2 separate regions of the Homo sapiens genome follow, and region 1 is linked to region 2. Evidence: chromatin loops called from intact Hi-C (ENCODE). Cell type or tissue: psoas muscle. All regions are shown on one strand. Each heading gives the region's core, and the rest is flanking DNA. Links, peaks and the distances in the headings are about the cores only. Region 1 has its middle 8.3 kb from the start of DIP2C. Region 2 has its middle 85 kb from the start of DIP2C.

Evidence for each region. Hi-C counts contacts between places; a loop is a spot of excess contacts. Peaks named below come from ENCODE experiments on the same cell type or tissue, not always from the same donor. Only the 100,000 strongest peaks of a DNase experiment are listed, where the experiment ranks them.
Region 1: a loop joins it to region 2, with 3 times the contacts of the local background. A loop is called at or near these places in 27 of 110 quality-filtered maps.

Annotation. Positions count from the first base shown.
Region 1 is chr10:695,310-700,677 of GRCh38, forward strand. No RefSeq gene overlaps it. Among named protein-coding and RNA genes, the nearest start is that of DIP2C, 8.3 kb to the left of the region's middle. RefSeq lists enhancers at 4,653-5,153, 5,154-5,368. In psoas muscle, for the core only: no CTCF peak of the experiment used is centred there; no DNase peak of the experiment used is centred there; H3K27me3 peaks cover 1,823 bases.
Region 2 is chr10:772,438-777,805 of GRCh38, forward strand. No RefSeq gene overlaps it. Among named protein-coding and RNA genes, the nearest start is that of DIP2C, 85 kb to the left of the region's middle. In psoas muscle, for the core only: no CTCF peak of the experiment used is centred there; a DNase peak (open chromatin) is centred at 3,224; H3K4me3 peaks cover 635 bases.

The DNA.
Region 1 (5,368 bases), core at 60-5,059, 77 kb before region 2:
TCTGAGACAAGGGCCCTCCCGGAACATCCAGACCCCACTCAGGCAGGAGTGCTGCTGTGGCTGGCACTGTGTCTCAGGTCCTTGCCGTCCTGGCCACCGATGTCTTAGGCTGGGCTCCAGGAAGCGGGGCCTGAGGCAGGGGCTGGGGGGCAGGTGCCTCCTGGAGGGTGTGCGCTGCAGACAGAACCTGTCACGGGGTGACCACCTCAGCACAGGAAGAAGCAGAGCCCTTGGCCCTGCCACTCAGGACACCACAGGGCCAGTCCTCAGGGCAAGACAACGGCCTGGGCCAGCCGGGTGTGGGCAGAGAGCAGCCCACCCATCGGCTCATCACACTGGGAACACGCGTGGCTGTGACCCACCCATGGCCACATGACAGCCGCTGGAGGATGGGGCACCCAGCCTACAGCGCCCGAGCAGCCTCGCTGAGAACCACCACATGTCAGCTGGGCAGAAACCAGGAACCCGCAGGCTCACATCCACCAAGCAGTGTGTCCGGGCAGATGGCGTCTCAGAGGGTGAGGATCCCCCATGATCTCTGGGGACCCACAGGTGAGGATCCTGTGTGACCTCTGGGGACCCACAGCTCCTCATATCCAGCGAGCAGTGCGTCCAGGCGGATGGCATCTCAGAGGGTGAGGGTCCTGCATGATGTCTGGGGACCCGCGGGTGAGGATCCTGTGTGATCTCTGGGGACCCGCAGGTGAGGATCCTGTATGATCTCTGGGGACCCACAGCTGCTCACATCCACCAAGCAGTGCGTCCAGGTGGACGGCATCTCAGAGGGTGAGGGTCCTGTGTGATCTCTGAACTCGCAGGTGAGGGTCCCTTGTGATTTCTGGGGACCCGCAGCTGCTCACATCCAACAGGCAGTGCGTCCGGGTGTACGGCATCTGAGAGGGTGAGGATCTTGTGTGATCTCTGGGGACCCACAGCTCCTCATATCTAGCAAGCAGTGTGTCTGGGCAGACGGCGTCTCAAAGGGTGAGGGTCCTGTGTGATCTTTGAGGAGAACATCGGATGTACATGATTCAGGGTTTTTTGGTTTATTTTCTACGTTACTCTTTTTTGTTTTATTTTTATGACTCCATTTGCTTTGTGTGGACTCATGAAGAATTTTAGACAGCATCCTTTGCCAAGCCATGTGCTGGATGTCATATAGGACGTGGCTCAGGAGCTTACACACATGCAGGGCCTGTAGTCTTAGGACGTGGCTCAGGAGCTTACAGGCATGCAGGGCCTGTAGTCCTAGGATGTGGCTGAGGAGCTTACATGCATGCAGGGCCAGTAGTCCTAGGACGTGGCTTAGGAGCTTACATGCATGCAGGGCCAGTAGTCCTAGGACGTGGCTTAGGAGCTTACACTCAGGTAGGGCCTACAGTCCTAGGACGTGTCTCAGGAGCTTACACGTGTAGGGCCTGTAGTCCTAGGACATGGCTCAAGAGCTTACATGCATGCAGGGCCGGTAGTCCTAGGACGTGGCTCAGGAGCTTTCACGTGTAGGGCCGGTAGTCCTAGGACGTGGCTCAGGAGCTTACACGTGTAGGGCCTGTAGTCCTAGGATGTGGCTCAAGAGCTTACATGCATGCAGGGCCGGTAGTCCTAGGACGTGGCTTAGGAGCTTACACTCAGGTAGGGCCTAGTCCCAGGACGTGGGTCAGGAGCTTACACTCAGGTAGGTCCTACAGTCCTAGGACGTGGCTCAGGAGCTTACACACGTGTAGGGCCTGTAGTCCCAGCGACAGACACAAAAGGAAACAGAAGCCGGTGGACACCCCTGGAAAGTCAGGCCTTTTTAGCCAGGAGAGGTTAGTTTATAAGGAACCATGGATTGTCCAAAAGATCTGATTCAAAACCCTTCCCCTGCCCATGGGGACCTTGTGTCACTCAGCCCTCGAAGTGCATGGCCAGGGCCTCTCCCAGACCAGCTGCTCATCTCCCCCGCCCCAGGTGCTGCCCGGCTGGTGGTTTCCCTCTGGTGGTCAGACCTCCGGTGTGGGCGTGGGGGATCTTGGCAGGTTGTCACGCTCTGCACGCGGCTTCCGTGAGCCTGACCAGGCTCCGGTTTCCTTCCCCACTCCTCACCCTGCCCTGGCTCAGAGAGAAACGGGCACACGGGGCCCTGGATCCCCGTTCCTGGAACGCCTCTCTGGATGCTCACTGAGGACATTTCCCCGCGGGGCCTTCATGCAACGCCAAAGCCAAGGTTTCCGCACGCACAGGCTCCTCGGGAATCTGACCCCAGATGGGAAAGCGTGGCCAGGCAGACAGTCACAGAGTCTTGGCCAAAGCACTTGCACCAGACACCCCCTGACGCCCCACAGCTACAGGGGAGGGCACTGAGGAGACCGCCTATCCCAAAGCAGCTTGCCCCAGCCCCGCAGGCTCAGACGCACGTCCCCCTTCCTGCAGCCCCCGTAACAGCTTGCCCCAGCCCCGCAGGCTCAGACCCACGCACCCCTTCCTGCAGCCCCTCTAGCATCCTCCTTTCCAGCCTCACCAAGGGCTGCACGTGGTTTCTCAAGGAGTTTAGACCCCAGGAAAAAGTAGTTGTGCAAAAAACTCACAGGAGAGCAAAGCAGAATTTAGCAAGTACCATGAGTAGCGTGTTCCTGAGGAAGGTGAAGAACGAGGAGGTTAATTTGAAAATCATTCACTCTTGCTCGGGTCTCCGGTGGGCACGCCCATTGTGTGGCACCTACTCCATTCCCTTCACGGGAAGGCGCGGCTGTCACTCCCTCCAACCATGGGCCTCCGCAGAACGTTAGATGAAAATACTCTGAAGCACAGGAAAGAGAGAAAGAAAAAGATTCGAGGGTGGAAAGAAAGAGGTCAGGAACGGAGGGAAGGACAGACAAGGGATAGGAACACAGAGGGTGTGCTCTCACGGAGAAAGATCCGTGTTAGCAACAGGGGAAGAGATGGATGAAGCAAAAGACAAATGCAGACAGAAATAGAGTTGAACTCATGATTTTTAAGATATGATAAATCAGATTTTTTTTAAACAATAGGGATGCAAAATGCTGTAGGTTTTTTTGTTGTTTTGTTTTTGAGACAGTGTCCCACTGTGTCGCCCAGGCTGGAGTGCAATAGCACGATCTCGGCTCACTGCAACCTTCGCCTCCTGGGTTCAAGCGATTCTTTTGCCTCAGCCTCCTGAGTAGCTGGGACTACAGGCGTGTGCCACCACACCCGGCTAATTTTTGTATTTTTTAGTAGAGACGGGGTTTCACCACTTTGGCCAGGCTGGTCTCAAACTCCTGACCTCAAGCGATGTGCCCGCCTTGGCCTCCCAAAGTCCTGGGATTACGGGCGTGAGCCACCACGCCCAGCCCAAAATGCTGTTTTTAAACATTGCTGTGGAAATTAGATACTGTGCTCGCTTCAGCAGCATATATACTAAAAATTGGAAATTAGACATTGTATCAGATTCCTGGGGCAGCCATAGCTAAGTGCCACAAACTGGGTGACTTTAAGCAACAGACATCAGCCAGGCACGCTGGCTCATGCCTGTAATCCCAGCACTTTGGGAGGCCAAGGAGGGCAGATCCCTTGAGACCAGCCTGGGCAACACAGAAAGATTTCATCTCTACAAAAGATTAACATGAAAACAATTAGCCAGGCGTGGTGGCGTGCCTGTGGTCCCAGCTACTCAGGAGGCTGAGGACTACCTTGGCCCCGGAGTTTGAGATTGCAGTAATCTATGATTGTGCCACTGCGCTCCAGTTTTGGTGACAGAAGGAGACCCTGTCAATCAGTCAATTAATCAATAAAAGGAAAAACAAAACCCCAGAAAGGTCTTGTCTCAGTCCTGGGGCTGGACGTCTGAGATCCAGCTGTCAGCAGGGCCCTGCTCTCCCTGACTCCTGGAGGGGTAGATCCTTCCCATCTTTCCAGCTCCTGGGAGCTCTGCAGTGCTTGGCATTTGGCAGCTCATCACCGCATCCCTCCAGCCTCTGACTCCATGACCGCACTGCCGTCTTCCCTCAACTGTGCTGGCTCCAAATGTCCCCTTTTTATGAGGACATCAGTCATATTGGATTAGGACCCACAGTAACGACCTGATCTTGACATGGCTAAATCTGCAAACACCCTATTTCCAAAATAGCTACACTCTGAGGTGCTAAGGATTAGGACTTCCATCTATCTTCTTTTGGGGGACACAGTTCACCCCATAACAGATGTTAATATGAGGGAAAACAAATTTAGGCAGAGACTTTGCATCCTGAGCATCGGAAACTACAGAGGGTTAACTCTCACACGGTAAATGAATGAACCAAAGCTGTGGAGTGCAGTGGAAGAAATTATTAGTAACATATGGTACACAACTTCTACAATTTTTGAATAACAAAGAAACTAAAAGGCAACGAACAGGCGATTACAAAAGAGACGGGTTTTATTTCTAGAATATGAGAAACGGATCCTGCTCATCTCATCTGCTGATTAACTGATGGGCTGCCAGACAGTTTCATTTGACATCACACATTTCAGGTCACCTTAGTAAATGGATGGCTACTCCGACAGACAGTGCCTCTGGTTATAATTTTCTGAGACCAAAATATTCCCTTTCATTATCATAAAACTTCTACTAGTGAATGTGTCTTAGCTCTTCAGAGAAGCGCACTTCCTAGTACTGGCCCATAAAAATGAGCTGCAGTAACAGGAAGCCCCTCTGCACTGGGGCTGGCTCCTCTGTCAAGCAGAGACCACCCTGGAGAACAGACGGGGGAGTTTCCTGCACACACAGTCACCCCTTCGAGGAAGAAGAGGAGCCACCTCCGGACTGTGCACACCCATTTCTTCTTCACTCTCAACAGTCGGGTCAATCCTCCACTCTCCTGGGCAGTGTGTGCATGAGCGTGCACCTGTGTGTGCTATGTGTGCATGCATGCATGTGCACTGTGTGTGGTGTATGTGCATGAGCATGCACTGTGTGGTGTGTGTGCGTGAGCGTGCACTGTGTGGTGTGTGTGCATGCATGAGTGTGCACCTGTGTGTGCTGTGTGTGCATGCATGTGTGTGCACTGTGTGGTGTGTGTGCATGAGCATGCACTGTGTGTGGTGTGTGTGCATGCATGAGCGTGCAACTGTGTGTGGTGTGTGTGCATGCATGAGTGTGCACCTGTGTGTGCTGTGTGTGCATGCATGCGTGTGCACTGTGTGGTGTGTGTGCATGAGCATGCACTGTGTGTGGTGTGTGTGCATGCATGAGCGTGCAACTGTGTGGTGTGTGTGCATGCATGAGCGTGCACCTGTGTGTGGTATGTGTGCATGCATGAGCGTGCACTGTGTGTGGTGTGTGTGCATGCATGAGTGTGCACTTGTGTGTGCTGTGTGTGCATGCCTGTGCCTGCACTGTGTGTGGGTA
Region 2 (5,368 bases), core at 272-5,271:
CTGGGGCTTGGCCTCCGCCACGCCTCCAGAGCAGGGCTTCCCTGGCCCACCTGTGCGCAGATGGGTTCCAGGTGAGGACGGCCAGAGTGTGGAAATGGCCCTGAGGCCCCACAGGTGTGACTGGGAGAGAAGCGGACAGCCAGGCCTGGTGGGGCCTTGGGGGTAGTAGACGCTGGGACCAGCTCACTGCACAGATTGGGGCTGAAAAGAGGGGCTGGGTCGACGCCAGGCTGTCAGCGTAAAACACATCAGATTTCCGAGACTTGGCGGCAACACCCCCCAACAAAATACCTCATTAATGATTTGTATACTGGTTACATGTTGAAATAATACTACGGATATAGTGGTTTAAAATATTTTATCAGAATTTTATCTGCTTCTTTTACTTCTTAACCATGGCTACGAGGAATCTAAAATTACATGGGTGTCTTCTTCTTCTGTTTGTCCCGGGTGCTGGTGGCCGGCTGGGAGGATGAGATGGAGCAGACCCACCGTGGATTTCAGGCGGGGGTCACTGGGCCCCCTGCTCCTTGCCATTCATGGAACGGTGACTCAGCAGGTGGGGCGAGGTGAGGACACCCCTCAAATTAGTGTAGGCACTCAAGGTGGGACCATCCTGCTGAGGGTGACGCAGTCTCTGAAAAGATCCTAACAAGGTGGAAAGACTGACTCTGCCAAGATTTTTTTTTTTTTTTTTTTTTGAGACGGAGTTTCACTCTTGTTGCCCAGGCTCGAGTGCGATGGTGCAATCTTGGCTCACTGCAACCTCCGCCTCCCAGGTTCAAGCGATGCTTCTGCCTCAGCCTTCCAAGTACCTGCGGTTACAGGCACATGCCACCATGCCCGGCTAATGTTTGTATTTTAGTAGAGACAGGGTTTTGCCGTGTTGGTCAGGCTGATCTCAAATTCCCGACCTCAGGTGATCTGCCCACCTCGGCCTCCCAAAGTGCTGGGATTACAGGCGTGAACCACTGCGCTCAGCCTGGCGAGATTTCATTTTATTGATAAATGTAAGTTTTTGCACTGAACTAACCCCAGACTTCACTAACGTGGGTAGGAAGACATGGCTCCTAGGTGTAGACGCAACCCCCAGGGCTCTTGGACGGAGATCACGTGGAATCCAGAGTCCAGTGACTTTGGCAGTAACTGAAATGGGATATTTAATATTCACGCATTTATTTCACAAATGATCCCAGTGTGCCTGTGTGTGCCTGGGCCCCGGCAGCGGCCAGCCTTGCCCTGGAACACAAATGACTCACAGAGAGGGACGGGTCACGCGGAGAATAAGCCAGGAGCTGATGCGGGAGGAGACGGGTCAGAGGTGCTTTCCCTGGCAGGAAGAGCCAGGCCCCCCAGAACTCCTAGAGCGCCCTGAGATCTTCGGGTTCTGATGGTGGCAGGTTCTGCTGGGGCGGGTGGTGGGCCCTGCTAGGGAGGGTGACGGGCCCTGCTGGGGAGGGTGGCGGGCCCTGCTGGGGAGGGCGGCAGGCCCTGCGGGAGCATGTGAGCAGGGACATGATGGGGTCGCGCATTTTGCAGGGAAACCAGCCTCTGGCTGCTGCAGGGGTGCAGGAGGCGAGAGGGTAGGGGCTGGGCCAGGCGGGTGGCGGTGTGTTGAGAAGCTGGGTACACGTGCTCCAGACGATGGCCGTGTCCCCGTGCCCCCGAGGCAGGAGGGCCTGTCTGATGTCGAGGTGGCTGCAAGGTGTGCCCCAGTGATTCGGGGACATTCTTGGATGGACAAAGGTTGGCTGCAGCCCTGAGTTTCAGAAAACTGCTTTTTCCTCCAACTCCAGTTATTCATTTTAGAAAGTAGAGCTGGGACTGCCGGGCAGCGTCAGCATTGAAAATACCATAGAGCTGGGACTGCCAGGCAGCGTCAGCATTGAAAATACCAGGTATTAAAGATGGAGTTTTAAAAACGAGCGAATGGAGGTGCACCCCGGAAATGCAAGCATAGATATCACCCTCAGCAGGCAGGGGGTCACTTTCCCTGAACAGGGGCAGAGGCCCATGCTGAGGAAGGAGGGCCGGTGGCGAGGCCCAGCCCTGCGCAGGGCCAGGCTCCACACTTCCCCTGCCAGCGAATCCCTCCAGAGCTCACCCAAGTCCAGGTTCGTCTCTGGGGGCTCGTGGTGGGGCTGAGATGCTGGAGGTGTCCTGAGAAACGAGGCTGGAGGCTGCAGTCAAGGTTTGCTAAAGAGCGAAGGGGCAGGAAGTTTTGCATAATCTCGATGATTATTTTTTCCCCTCAAGATGCTTTTGTGTCCTGGGGCAAACCCTGGGCACTGGCCCTAAGTCTGGCCCTGACTGGAGGTTGGGAGTAGAGTTTGTTAACACTGAAGCTCTTTCCGAAACGTTTGCCCAAGGCCCCAAACAGAAACTTTGCCGCCGCTTGGGCAGGTGCAGCCACACCTGGAGACGGGCCATGGCGCTGTGTCAGGGTTAGGGTCACCGCGCTCGGGGCCGTCAGCATGCACGCCATCACGCCGCTCTCTGTCCTAACCACTGGCCTCCCCAGATCCCCGAGACTAACCCGTGGACAGGGACTATGCTCCCTGTGTCTTTAAAGATAACAGTGAGACATGGGTGTCATAGTAAGCTATTTAGTCTCTTCAACTTGCTCATTTCAGTTCACAAAAGAACCAACAGAAACGGAGACATCACCTTCACACGGGAGAAGTGCGCTGAGCACTTCCTCTGAGCCAAGGATGAAGGTCCAAGCACTCACACCCTCGCCATCCCCCGACGGGCAGGGTTTGCTGCCACAGCCTCAGTGACCCACTCAGGAACTGATGGAAGCGGTCAGCTGTGCCGGCCACACCTACACCCCAGAACCCCCCAGTACCGCCTGCGAGAGGAGACGTTTTCTACAGTGGCCTGGGTCCCATTCTTTCTGAAGTCTCTCCCTCTCCAGCTCTGGACTGCATCGTCGCCCACAGAGGGGATGCTTCTTATCCGGTGGGAGGCGAGGAGGTCCAAGGGTCCTTCGTCAGGAGCCTGTGGCCAGCTTTCCACGCATCTGTGATGCCCGGCCTCAGCCCCTGTGTCCAGCGTGAGGGCTGGTGGCTGTGGAGACGGATCGCACGCTGGGTTTAGAGGCGCCAGCCGCTGGCAGCGCCGGTGCCACAAGCCCTCCTGAGATATTGTTGGAAGAGAGCCTTGGTGTGCCTGCCTGGCACAGAGAAGCCTCCTGAGAAATGTCAGATGAGTCATGAGTCTCAGAGGGGGCGGGCAGCCAGGGAGGAAGCAAGGAGCGAAACCAGGAGGGAGCCCGCAGGAAGCTGGGGGCCGGGCAGGCACCGGGGTCAGTGCAGCGAGGGTCAGGGGTTGCTGGGTGCGGGCAGTGGGTGCAGATGCCGCCGGCACAGACGCCCTGTGAGTGCCTGGGCCCAACCCAGGCCTCCACATCCAGGTCTAAAGGGGTGGCCCTGGCCTCGGTTCCCCTCTGGCCTCAGGTAATCATTCTCCGTCAGATCAGAGGCCCTTCTGGTCACCTGGTGGACGGCCTGGGTCTCTAATGCCACAAGGTGGATCTGTTCTTAGCCCTCGACACCTGTGCGTTCGGCTGAGCCCTGACCCTGGCAGCCCGGCGGGAGGCCCTGCATGGCCAGACGAGGTCCCTGAAGTCCACCAGGCAAGGCCAGCCCAAGACGGGAGGCAGGAGCAGAAGGTGCTTCCGTCAAGCTCTCACCACAAGTCGTACTTTCGTTCGTTCTTTCCTTCCTTCCTTCCTTCCTTCCTTCCTTCCTTCCTTCCTTCCTTCCTTCCTTCCTTCTTTCTTTCTTTCTTTCTTTCTTTCTTTCTTTCTTTCTTTCTTTCTTTCTTTCTTTCTTTTTTTTTTGAGACAGAGTCTTGCTCTGTTGCCCAGGCTGGAGTGCAGTGGTGCTCAGCTCACTGCAACCTCTGCCTCCCAGGTTCAAGCAATTCTCCTGCCTCAGCCTCCCAAGTAGCTGGGATTACAGACATGGGCCACCACGCCCGGCTAATTTTTGTATTTTTAGTAGAGACAGAGTTTCACCATGTTGGTCAGGCTGGTCTCAAACTCCCGACCTCAGGTGATCCACCCGCCTCGGCCTCCCAAAGCGTGGGGATTACAGGCATGAGCCACCGTGCCCCTCCCATGAGCGGCACTTTCTAGGCTCAGCCCTGTTTTTGGTTTTCTCCTCCTCACAGCTTGTCGATTCTAAAAGCACCATCATACTTTGCTTCTCAGGGCATGGCCCTGGGCCCCGTCCAGATGCCCTGGGCGGCTTCGCCTGTGGAGCTGGCTTTCTGGAAGGGGCCCAGGAACCTGCATTTCAACAAGTTCTCCAGGGGATTTTAGTTCGAGGTCACCCCTGGCCTGGATTTGGCTTTTCTGCCCCCGATTTGATTCCGAGGCAGGAGCGGTCAGTTCAGGACACCGGCACGAGCTGTCACCAGGCGTCCTGAAGCCCAAGAGGCCCATCTGACTCTCTGAGAAATCAAAGCAAACTCACTCGGCCAAGCCTCCCGCAGATCTTCCCTAGGCAAGGCCCATGGCAGCCCCGGCCCGGGAGGCATCACACAGCTCCTGGATTATTTATAAGTCAGGTCCAGTCCAGCCAATCTAAGCCATCTACGCCCCTTGCGAGGCCTGGCCGGCAGCCAGGGATGCACTCAGAGACCCGCTGTCCCCTACCTGCCGCTGCAGAGGACGTGGGAGGTCAGGAAAACCATGCCCGTTTTAGAAAGGTGATTTTCAGGCTGTGCCCACTGCGTGCTCTGCAGAACCGGAACGCCCAGCATTCCCGTGTGTGCAAATCTGTGACACAGAAACGTGTCAGTGGGAAACCCCAACCCCAGGTGCCTCCTTCCCCAGCGTGTGCTGTGACACCAAGGAAACCCCAACCCCACAGGCCTCCTTCCCCAGCGTGTGCTGTGATCCCAAGGAAACCCCGACCCTACAGGCCTCCCCCGGCGTGGGCTGTGACCCCAAGGAAACCCCGACCCCACAGGCCTCCCCCCGGCGTGGGCTGTGACCCCAAGGAAACCCCGACCCCACAGGCCTCCCCTGGCGTGGGCTGTGATCCCAAGGAAACCCCGACCCCACAGGCCTCCCCCCGGCGTGGGCTGTGACCCCAAGGAAACCCCGACCCCACAGGCCTCCTTCCCCGGCGTGGGCTGTGACACCAAGGAAACCCCGACCCCACAGGCCTCCCCCCGGCGTGGGCTGTGACACCAAGGAAACCCCGACCCCACAGGCCTCCCCCCGGCGTGGGCTGTGACACCAAGGAAACCCCGACCCCACAGGCCTCCCCCCGGCGTGGGCTGTGACACCAAGGAAACCCCGACCCCACAGGCCTCCCCCCGGCGTGGGCTGTGACACCAAGGAAACCCCGACCCC